2 separate regions of the Homo sapiens genome follow, and region 1 is linked to region 2. A link is an interaction called in ENCODE POLR2A ChIA-PET data of the cell type or tissue named here. Cell type or tissue: GM12878. All regions are shown on one strand. Region 1 overlaps ATG14 (autophagy related 14). Region 2 overlaps FBXO34-AS1 (FBXO34 antisense RNA 1).

Region 1 (5,000 bases), 110 kb after region 2:
GGGCAGCCAGGCTGCATGTCCTCCCTGTAGGCAGCCACCCCCACCCACTGCCTTCCAGGGAACTGCCCTGCAACCAGCTACAGGGTGGGACCAAGGTGCCGCTCTCTCCCTGCTGCTGCCCCCAAGATAAGCACACGATGCCTTGGTTCATTTAAGGGTTTCACTGATAACGACTTTGGGGAAAATAGGAGAGGTCGAAATAAATAGCAGGCAGAAATGAGAGCCTAGAATCGTATAGCTTGCCATTTCAGCCTATGGTCCCAAATTCTCCACAGCCTTCACAATGATGAATGGCTAGCACTGGCTTCCAACGCACCTCACCAGGTCTGCACCGTTGACTCACTTTTTACAGAAGCAAGCAGCCCTCATTCCTCCCAGACACCTGTGCTTCCCAGATGGATTAAGCAATAATAATAGCTAACATTTATGCTCCAGGGACTGTTTTTAGGGCTTTATTAAATTGGAAGATACGCCATGGGGTTTCCCACTTGGTCTCCAGTGAGCAATTTACATTTTCCAAGAGCCCCTCAGGCCGGGCGCGGTGGCTCACACCTGTAATCCCAGCACTTTGGGAGGCTGCGGCGGGCAGATCACGAGGTCAGGAGATCGAGACCATTGGCTAACACAGTGAAACCCTGTCTCTACTAAAAATACAAAAAATTAGCTGGGTGTGATGGCGGGCACCTGTAGTCCCGGCTACTCAGGAGGCTGAGGCAGGAGAACGGTGTGAACCCCAGAGGCGGAGCTTGCAGTGAGCCGAGATGGCGCCAGTGCACTCTAGCCTGGGCGACAGAGCGAGACTCTGTCTCAAAAAACAAACAAAAAAACAAAGAGCCCCTCAGACTAGGGGTGCTCTCAAGTTTACTAGGCCCCACCCTGCCCAGAAGTCAGTATTTTGCAAGGGTGAAAGGAGTAGGACTTTCTACTGCCCCTTGAATTTCTCTGCCAGCAAACTAATGGCCACTGCAGTTTTTAGCTCTGAGCACCCTCTTCTCAAGTTTCTCCTTGCACTTCATTTCTTTTCTCCCCTTTTTCTTTTCCTTGGCAAACAGTTCTACTCTAGAGCCATCTTTTCCGATTCCTCTCCTAGCGCCACTCCCAAATATCCTCTGGTTACTAAACCCTCAGGCTCATCTCACATATCTGAACCAGTCTCAAAACTTTAGCTGGCTGGGACTCCTCCCCTCCCACCTCCCACTCTGTCTGGGGTCACCAGGGCTACCTGTTATCATTAAATAAGCCCCCTTTCCATTCTCAATTTGTCACCCTGGCCCAGGTCCTCACCATATCACCACCACTTTCCCATCTGCCTCCTCTTGCTGGAGAGCTGCCTCTCTCCTCCTGGCACGCACCCACTAAAAAAGTTCACAATTTAAATTCCTTCCCTGGGCTCCCTCCTTTACTAAACCAAAGATGCTCTGATTCTGTTCTGTTCAGCTGTGCAGTCTAGGGGACCTCAGAACTGACTGCCAGGCTAAGTCTCTCATCTTCCCCAGGATCCCCCAAAGGTCCCAGTCAGCTTTTTACCACAGCTCACTCCTCCCTTCCTTCTTTCCCTTTCTCCCTCCCTCCCTTCTTTCCATCCTTTCTTCCTCACTCCTTCCCTTCCTCCTTCCCTCCCTCCCTTCCTTTCTTCCCCAGTCAGCTTTTTCCACAGCTTGCTCCTTCCTTCGCTCCTCCCTGCTCCCTTCCTTCCTTCCTTCCTTTTTACCACAGCTCCTTCCTTCTTTCCTCCCTCCCTCCAAGGCTCAGCCTGTTTTCTTCTTTGATGCTGCCTTCTCCAATCCTGGGGTCTTAGTTTTCCCAGGAGACAGGCAGAAGGGACAGAGAGGAGGAAATGTCCAAGTTCCCGGTGGACTCCGGTTCTCTGCGTGGAGAAACCCACCTGGCACGGAGCAGGCGCTCAGCTAAGTACAATGAAAAGCGACTGAATGGAAGACTCCTCAAGGGGCCAGTATGGAACAATTTTGGTTCCAATGATCAACCTACATTTCTGAGAAGCCACAGAGCAGGAGGAGAGGCCCCTGCGATGTTTCTCCACCCAGTGCCTCTCCCACTTCTAGATTAGAGATACATCACCTGCCTGCCAGACCCCAAGCTAGAGACACAGCACACACAACCAACTAGCAAAATAATTCATCCTATTTTGCTTAATGTCTTTGGGGAATTAAGATTATAAAATTGTTTCCTAATTTTTAGTTTAGCTGAATAATGGATATCTTTTTATTCAAGACCCTGAACCAGGAATACTCATTTTCTCATGGTGCTGCAGGGAGGTATTCTACCAATTAAGGCAACAAAAGGATCTTTCTAGCTTTGTAAAAGTCACTTTTATAATATATCCTATTTCAAATATGTGGGAGTGTGTGCATTGATGGACACAGAAACTGCACAAAGGATAAGCAATGGGCAAAATATTAATAGGTCAATCTGGGTAAGGGTGTATATGACTGTACTATTTTTATTACTTATTTTTTTATTTTGAGATGCAGTCTCACTCCGTTTCCCAGGCCAGAGTGTAGCAGCACGATCTCAGCTCACTGCAAACTCCGCCTCCTGGGTTCAAGCGATTCTCCTGCCTCAGCCTCCCAAGTAGCTGGGGTTACAGGCACCCGCCACCACGCCCAGATAATTTCAGTACTTTTAGTAGAGATGCAGTTTCCCATGTTGGCCGGGCTGGTCTCAAACTCCTGAACTCAAGTGATCCGCCCACCTCAGCCTCCCAAAGTGCTGGGATTACAGGTGTGAGCCACCATGCCTGGTCCTATTTTTATTTTTTTGTAATTTTTCTGTAAGTTTAAATTTGTTTCAAAAAAAAAAAAAAAAGTTTATCTTTTCAGAATAGAATCCTCAGTTGTGCCGGTCTGAACAGAAACAGGAAATCCCACCCAGGTTCCATGAACAATCTTCTCTACACTTTGATTCTGATGAAGCAGGTGTGAAAAGGGGACTCCTGAAGTTCTACTTCCTGTCCTCTGGCCATAAACTTAGATGTGACTCACAGCCTAATTGTGTGTGCAATTCTCAATGGAAAACCTGACTCAAGAGTAAGCCTACAGAAAACTTCAGACCCGCTACAAAAATTCACCTCCAGTATGAGTGCTTTTTTCCCTCAACTACCAGCAACGCTGGATTCATCGAGCCTTCCTATTTTTGTCAAACTGATGGTTGCAAATGGAAACTTGTTTTGAATTGCATTTTAAGTTTTTTATTATTTTAATGTTTTTTTTTAAAGAGATGGGGGTCTCACTGTGTTGCCCAGACTGAAGTACAGTGGCTATTCACAAAAGTGATCACAGTTCACTGCAGCCTCCAACTCCTGAGCTCAAGTGATCTGACTACTTACATTTCTTGTGTGAGCCGCATGTTTTAATCTTTTGTCTATTTTTCTAATAGGTTGTTGGTCTTTCCTGTACTGATTTGAAAGATTTCAGTTGTCTAGATTTTAATCTGTTGTCTGTTATAGAGGTTGTGGAACCTATCTATGACATGTCTTTTAACTTTGTTTATGGCAGCTTTCACTAGACACACTCAGAGTTCTGACACAGGAAGATGTCTAACTCCTTTCCTTTATGGTTTTTGGGTTTTGTGGCTTACTTGGGAATTCCCTCACCACCCTATCATTATAAAACACTGTCCTTTTGCTTATTTTATAGCTGTATTTTTTTAAATAAGGTTTTTTATATCATCTGGATTTTATTTTTGTATATAGAATGTGGTATGAACTCAACTTTTCCCCCATATGAATACCCAACTGGCCCAACGCTATTGAACCATTATCTGATTCAACGCCTCCTCTATCATAAGATTATATTTCCACATATACAAGAGTCTGTTTCGGGACTATTTTCTTCCTCTAATCACTCCACCTATTTGCATGCTAACAGCACTCTGTTTTAATTACCTTTATGCTATGTTTTAAATGGACCAACCCCATCCCTCATTATTGTTTTCAAAACTTCCTTGCAGACTATACTTCTAGTTGAACTTTAGAATCAGCTTGTCAAAGCTCCATGAAATACGATCAGTCTTCCTTTTGAGAAGTAGCCCTTTTGCAACACTGAGCCTTCTCATCCTGGAAAATCATAAGGGTTTTCCCTGCCTGTGGCTTTCTTTCAGCTCCACTCCTCATACGGTGTGTAGAGCCATTCAAATAATACATGTGGAATAAAAATAAGCTTCATAATTTTTATAATCATTTTACATATATTTTATTAAGATCACTGCTATGGAATTTATAGTTTTTGCTGCTACAGTAAAAGGAATACTTTTTCCATTAAATTTCCAAACTGGTTGTTGTTGGCACACAAGACAGCAACTGTTTTTTGTATGTTTATCTTTTTCTTTGTGAAGAGACAGGGCTTCATTCTGTCATCCAGGTTGGAGTGCAGTGGCACAAACTTCCACAGCCTGGAGCTCCTCAACTCAGGCGACCCTCCCACCTCAGCCTCCACAGCAGCTGGGACTACAGGCATGCATTACCACGCCGGGCTAAATTTTTTTTTTTTTTTTTTTTTTTTTTTACTTTTTGTAGACATGGAGTCTCACTATGTTGCCCAGGCTGGTCTTGAACTCCTGGGCTCAAGTGATCCTCCCACTTCAGCCTCCCAAGTAGCTGGCATTATAGGCGTGAGCCACCATGCCTGGTTTGAACTATCATTTCAAACAGTTTCTTAGTTCTCTTGGATATCCAGTTCAATAATTATACCATCTACAATACTCCCAACTTAGTTTCTTTCTTTCCAATATAAATACACTTCACTTCTTTTTAAAAATGCTTTGCCTTGGCAAGGCCTTCAGAGCTGTTAACACAGCACTGATAGTAGGCATCCTTGATTGTTCCTATGTAATCTATTGCATAAATTACATCAGTATCTATGTAAGTAACGTGCCATGAAGTATAACTTTCCTTGTAGGTTTATGATAGATATCCACTAGTAATAATCTACTTTTAACTTGCTAGTAATTTTCCCCCCTAATTATTAATGGGAACTGCATTT
Region 2 (5,000 bases):
GACATGCAGAGACCAGAGGGATGTCATGTGTAGATCAACAGGAGTCTTCTTGGCTAGTGATGACTATAGAAGTCAAGCCTATTGGAAAGAAAGTCAAAATATATTGGAGATACGGTAGGGACAGAGGCAGGAGAGAGAAAGAAACACAGAAAGCTAGAAAAGTGCAGCAATAGTAAAAGTAACAGATGGCAGAAGCCACAGGAGCAATGGGGCATTAAGGAGCATATAATCTGCGAGTGAAAATGTCAGCTCCAAGATAAGAAAACCAGAATAGCTCTGAATCAGGAGGAGCAATGAGATGCTCACACCTTCAGTAATTTTATAAGGTCGTCCTTATGCTACTTTGAAGGTACACTTTGGCTTTGCTGAGGGGAGGGACATCAAGAGAAAGGACAAAAAGGCTCAATTGACTTTAGTGATACATATAGGCATTACTGTTCAGAGTGTGTCTTGCTGAAGGCACACAAAAATATGTATAGCTCAGCAGTCTTAAGAAGGGGCAAGGCGTGAGTTGCTGTGAAAGGTCAGTGGGATTCTCTGTCAGTGACAGTGAACTATAATATAGTGGCATGATCGAGCCTATATAATGGTACACTAAAAAAAAAGCCAAATTGGCCTGGCGTGGTGGCTCACGCCTGTAATCCCAGCACTTTGGGAGGTAGAGGCAGGTGGTTCATGAGGTCAGGAGTTCAAGACCAGCCTGGCCAAGATGGTGAAACCCTGTCTCTATTAAAACTACAAAAATTAGCCAGGTGTGGTGGTAGGCACCTGTAATTCCAGCTACTCGGGAGGCAGAGGCAGGAGAATTGCTTGAACCTGGGCAGCAGAGGTTGCAGTGAGCCGAGATCATGCACTCCAACCTGGGTGACAGAGTGAGATTCCGTCTCAAAAAAATAAAAAAGGCCAAATCACCATAAACTTTTCCAAGGAAAGTATCTGAAGGCACCCCTATTCAAGTTCAATACTAATTAACAAAACAAATGCTTTTTTTTTTTTTTTTTTTTGGTAAGGAAATCTTGATATCCAAGCTCCGCTTTTTGAAAAGTTGTCTTTGGTATTTTAAAGTAAGACTTGGCAATAAAAGCATAGTTACGCCTGGTAAAAAAATGTCAGCAAACCCTAAAACTGCAGAATAAGTTGCTGGGTTTTTTTTGTTGTTGTTATTCAAAGAACTCAATGCTGAGCAAAATCTATCCCTAGGACCATTTTTAGCAGGCTGATGTAACTAGGTTGTTTTAGCCAGGCAGCTCCTCCTTTGCTGTAGCAGGTGCCTGTGAATTAGGTGTGCTAGGGCTTGAGAAGAATAAGGACAGGCTGGCTGGTCTCATGCTAATGCTGCAGGCTCCCCCAAATTAAATTGCAGTGACTGGAAAATATCATTTTCTTGAAGATTTCAAAATGTCACATGAGTGCCTACTCATTTACTTAAATAACACAATCTTATGCATTAATAGACAGACTGTTTCCCCCACTGATTTTATCAACTTCTGGTATCATTAGTTTAAGATCATTCTGGAAGCACAGCAAAGAAAATTATTTTATTACTGGACAATTGTAGAGCCTGCCCCCAAAGGAGGTTAGTGTCTTTCCTCCCATATTTTATTTTCTCTTCCACATATCAAATAAAAATATAAAATATATATCAGGATGTTTTCAGCTATGAAATGTTTTAAAGCCCTATACATGACTTAAATAGCAATAGAATTTATTATCTCATATAACAAGAAGTCTCAAGGATTGGTTAAATCAGAGGTGCACTGATGTCCTCAGCCTCAGGTAACTTCCATCCTTCCGCTTTGCCATCCTCCTGTTTCTTCAGCTAACTCCTCTCATGGTTCCAGGATGACAGCCATAGTTCCAGATATCACATTGCAGACACAATGGCATCTAGCAGCAAACAGATGGTTTCTTGCATGTTTCTCTTTTTCTCGTTGTTGGTAAATATGATTTTATTTAGGAAAGTAATGCATTTCAACAGAAAATGAATGTCTCTTTTTAGGGGTAAGAGAAGATTTTTTCAGAAGTATCTCGGCCAACTTCCCATTGCATTTTATTGGCTAGAATTACATCACACTCCCATAAGATTATTATGTGAGTTGAATCAGTTACTGACAGGGAGATTGGGACCACACTGATTACCCTAGAGCAGGTTCTCTCAACCTTGGCACTACTGACATTTTTGGTGGAATAACTCTTTGTCGTAGAAGCTGTTCTGTGCATTATAGGATATTGAGCAGCGGCATCCCTGGTCTCTCCCTTCTAGAGGCCGATCACGCTTCCTCTCAAGTAGTGACAACTGGAAATGTCTCCAGACATTGCTGATGTCCTCTGGGAAGCAAAATCAATCACTCCATGAGAACCACTAGCTGAGGTCAATCATTATTCACACGATGGTTCTGGGCCCACCTCACCAGAAGCACAGATAGGGTAGCCCAGATCAGGATTCTGTTAACAAGCAAGAAAAGGGGAAATTGCTGTTCAGTAGGCAGTCAGAGGGCAGTGACTCCCACGCTCACACCATTTTCTATCTTGCTATTCTCAACAAACAGACCAGGGGCTTATTAAAAATATAAAAGATGTTAACACAAGTTATTTGGCATTACCTGATGAATACTGGTGGTTATCTAAATGCCAAGTGGCTAATGTAAATATCCTTGTAATCAATGGGTGAGCTAGGTAATTAAATCACGGGTAATTTGTGTTGAAGCATCAAAATCATGACTGGCTGGTTGGCTAGGTTCTGTAGGGCTCAGATGTTCCTACTTTTGGTCATATATTTGCAGCAATGACTTAGATTTTGCCTTTATTCAGGTCCTATTTTTAATGTACAAGTCGCTCTACTCATGTTACTTTTATTAGTCATCCACTGTAACATTTGTGGCCTGGATTAAATCTTTTAGTAAAAGAAAGTATATTTTTATTAATTCAACAGATATTTATTGGGTGCCTATTATGTACCAGGCATGAGGCACTGCAAAGGAAAACAAGGCTGAAATACTACACTGGATAGTTAAGGAAGGCTCTCTGAGGCGATGACATTTTAGCTGAGACAAGTTGGGAGAATAAAGAGAGTTGATAAAAGGAACATGTCTGATTATACTGGGCCACAGTAAAGGGTTCTGATTTTATTCTAAGAGCGGGGAGAAGAATCAAACGGCTTCAAGATTTTGTGTGTGTGTGTGTGTGTGTGTGTGTGTGTGTGTGATGAGCTGCTTCCCTTTGCCTGCTATATTTTTGTACTTGGAATGCAGCTGGGTTTAATTCCTTCTGTGCTATAATAATTAGCGGGCTATGCAAACCTGCGTTCTCATTTTGTGGTTTTTTTTTTTTTTTTGCCTTCTATTTCTTAAGGCAATGTTACCGTTTTGTCTTCTAGTCTCCTATGCACAGCTCTTCCATCTCCTGGTTCTTTAAAAGGTCCCAACCTCTGGATTCAAGCTCCAGGGTCTATGGCCTCATCCGAATCATGTCTTTTTTATTTTATTTTATTTATTTTTTTGAGACAGGATCTTGCTCTGTCGCCCAGGCTGGAGTGCAATGGCGTGATCTTGGCTCACTGCAACCTCCGCCTCCCGGATTCAAGAGATACTCCTGCCTCAGCCTCCTGAGTAGCTGGGATTACAGGCGCACACCACCACACCCAGCTAATTTTTGTATTTTTAGTAGAGATGGACGGGGGGGGGTCTCACCATGTTGGCCAGGCTGGTCTCCAACTCCCGATCTCAAGTGATCCACCCACCTTGGCCTCCCAAAGTGCTGGGATTACAAGGGTGAGCCACCGCGCCTGGCCTGGATCATGTCTTTTAATCTTACTCCATTGGCTTTGGAGAGAACACTTCCTGGGGAACATCCCACTTTCCTAAGGAGCAAGGTCCCTCATTTTCTTCCATCTTCCTTTCAAAAACGTCTTCCATCTTTCATAATTGCAAGGGCTAAATGATTCTAAATATAGATCACTGTTGTCCTTGCAGAAAATCTTTCTAGCATTTGAACATAAATTATTCCATTGTTGTTGTAGAACCCCAAAAGCCAGATTCAAGTACCTGGTGCGCAGTAAGCCAAACACAGATATGTCAGTCTTAGGAGCAGAGAAGGCTTATTCAATTTGGCCAAATTGTGAGGATAGGACAGGCAAACTCTCAAATCCAACCTGCCTTTGAACATGATTGAGTGTTTCCATGAGAAAGGTAGCTACGTGGAAGGTGAGATCCCTAGGCCGATCAAACTTCTGAATGCCATCAAGGCCGATCAAACTTCTGAATGCCATCAAGGAGGTCTGAATGACCCAAGAATCATTGTTCTTTGGAAAAACAAGTTCATTAATCTTGTGGGCAGCCCCTGAGGGTTAGGATATGAAGTTAATCAATTAGTAGTGACTACCCTCTACCGAAATGACTATGTGCGAGCAATCACGCATGGGGGAAGAAAAGAACAAAGAAAAAAGGAAAACAAGTGTTAAATCAAGTTTAGTCTAAAGCTGCCTCCTTACATATTTTAAGTTCAGCCCAAAAATTTCTCCATGCATAGTAAACTGAAACCTAACTGAATGTGCAAACAGACTAACCTACCTATTAGTACTAAACCCCCTGGCTTGTACCAGCCACCGGGTTTTGGCCAATAGGTGGCCAACTATTGAAACTGTGTTCAAATAAGGCAAACGCTGAGCTGTATCCAATGTGGCTGTTTCTGTACCTCACTTCCGTTTTCTGTATGTCACTTCCCATTTTCTGTCCACAAATCTTATTCCACCACGTGGCTGTGCTGGAGTCTCTCTGAGCCTACTCTGACTCAGGAGGCTTCTTGACTTGTGAATCTTTCTTTGGTCAGTTAAACTCTGTTAAATTTAACTTGTCTAAAGTTTTTCTTTTATCACAAGTAAGACAAACACCTTATGATGTGGTCGTTTTTAAAAAATAATATAGGCTTGGCCGGGCATGGTGGCTCACGCCTGTAATTCCAGAACTTTGGGAGGCCGGGGGCGGGTGGCGAATCACCTGAGG

Evidence for each region. Peaks named below come from ENCODE experiments on the same cell type or tissue, not always from the same donor. Only the 100,000 strongest peaks of a DNase experiment are listed, where the experiment ranks them.
Region 1: POLR2A ChIA-PET joins it to region 2 with 7 read pairs; 5 of 35 experiments call an interaction of 5 or more read pairs at or near these places.

What each region holds. Positions count from the first base shown.
Region 1 is chr14:55,370,995-55,375,994 of GRCh38, forward strand. All of the region lies in intron 9 of ATG14 (autophagy related 14), which reads right to left. It also overlaps a transcript of FBXO34 not described here. Among named protein-coding and RNA genes, the nearest start is that of ATG14, 38 kb to the right of the region's middle. In GM12878, no CTCF peak of the experiment used is centred here; DNase peaks (open chromatin) are centred at 2,967 and 3,663; H3K27ac peaks cover 738 bases.
Region 2 is chr14:55,260,712-55,265,711 of GRCh38, forward strand. It overlaps FBXO34-AS1 (FBXO34 antisense RNA 1), which reads right to left. Exons shown (of 2, transcript NR_184222.1): 2 at 1,520-2,445. Among named protein-coding and RNA genes, the nearest start is that of FBXO34, 8.2 kb to the right of the region's middle. In GM12878, no CTCF peak of the experiment used is centred here; no DNase peak of the experiment used is centred here; H3K27me3 peaks cover 150 bases.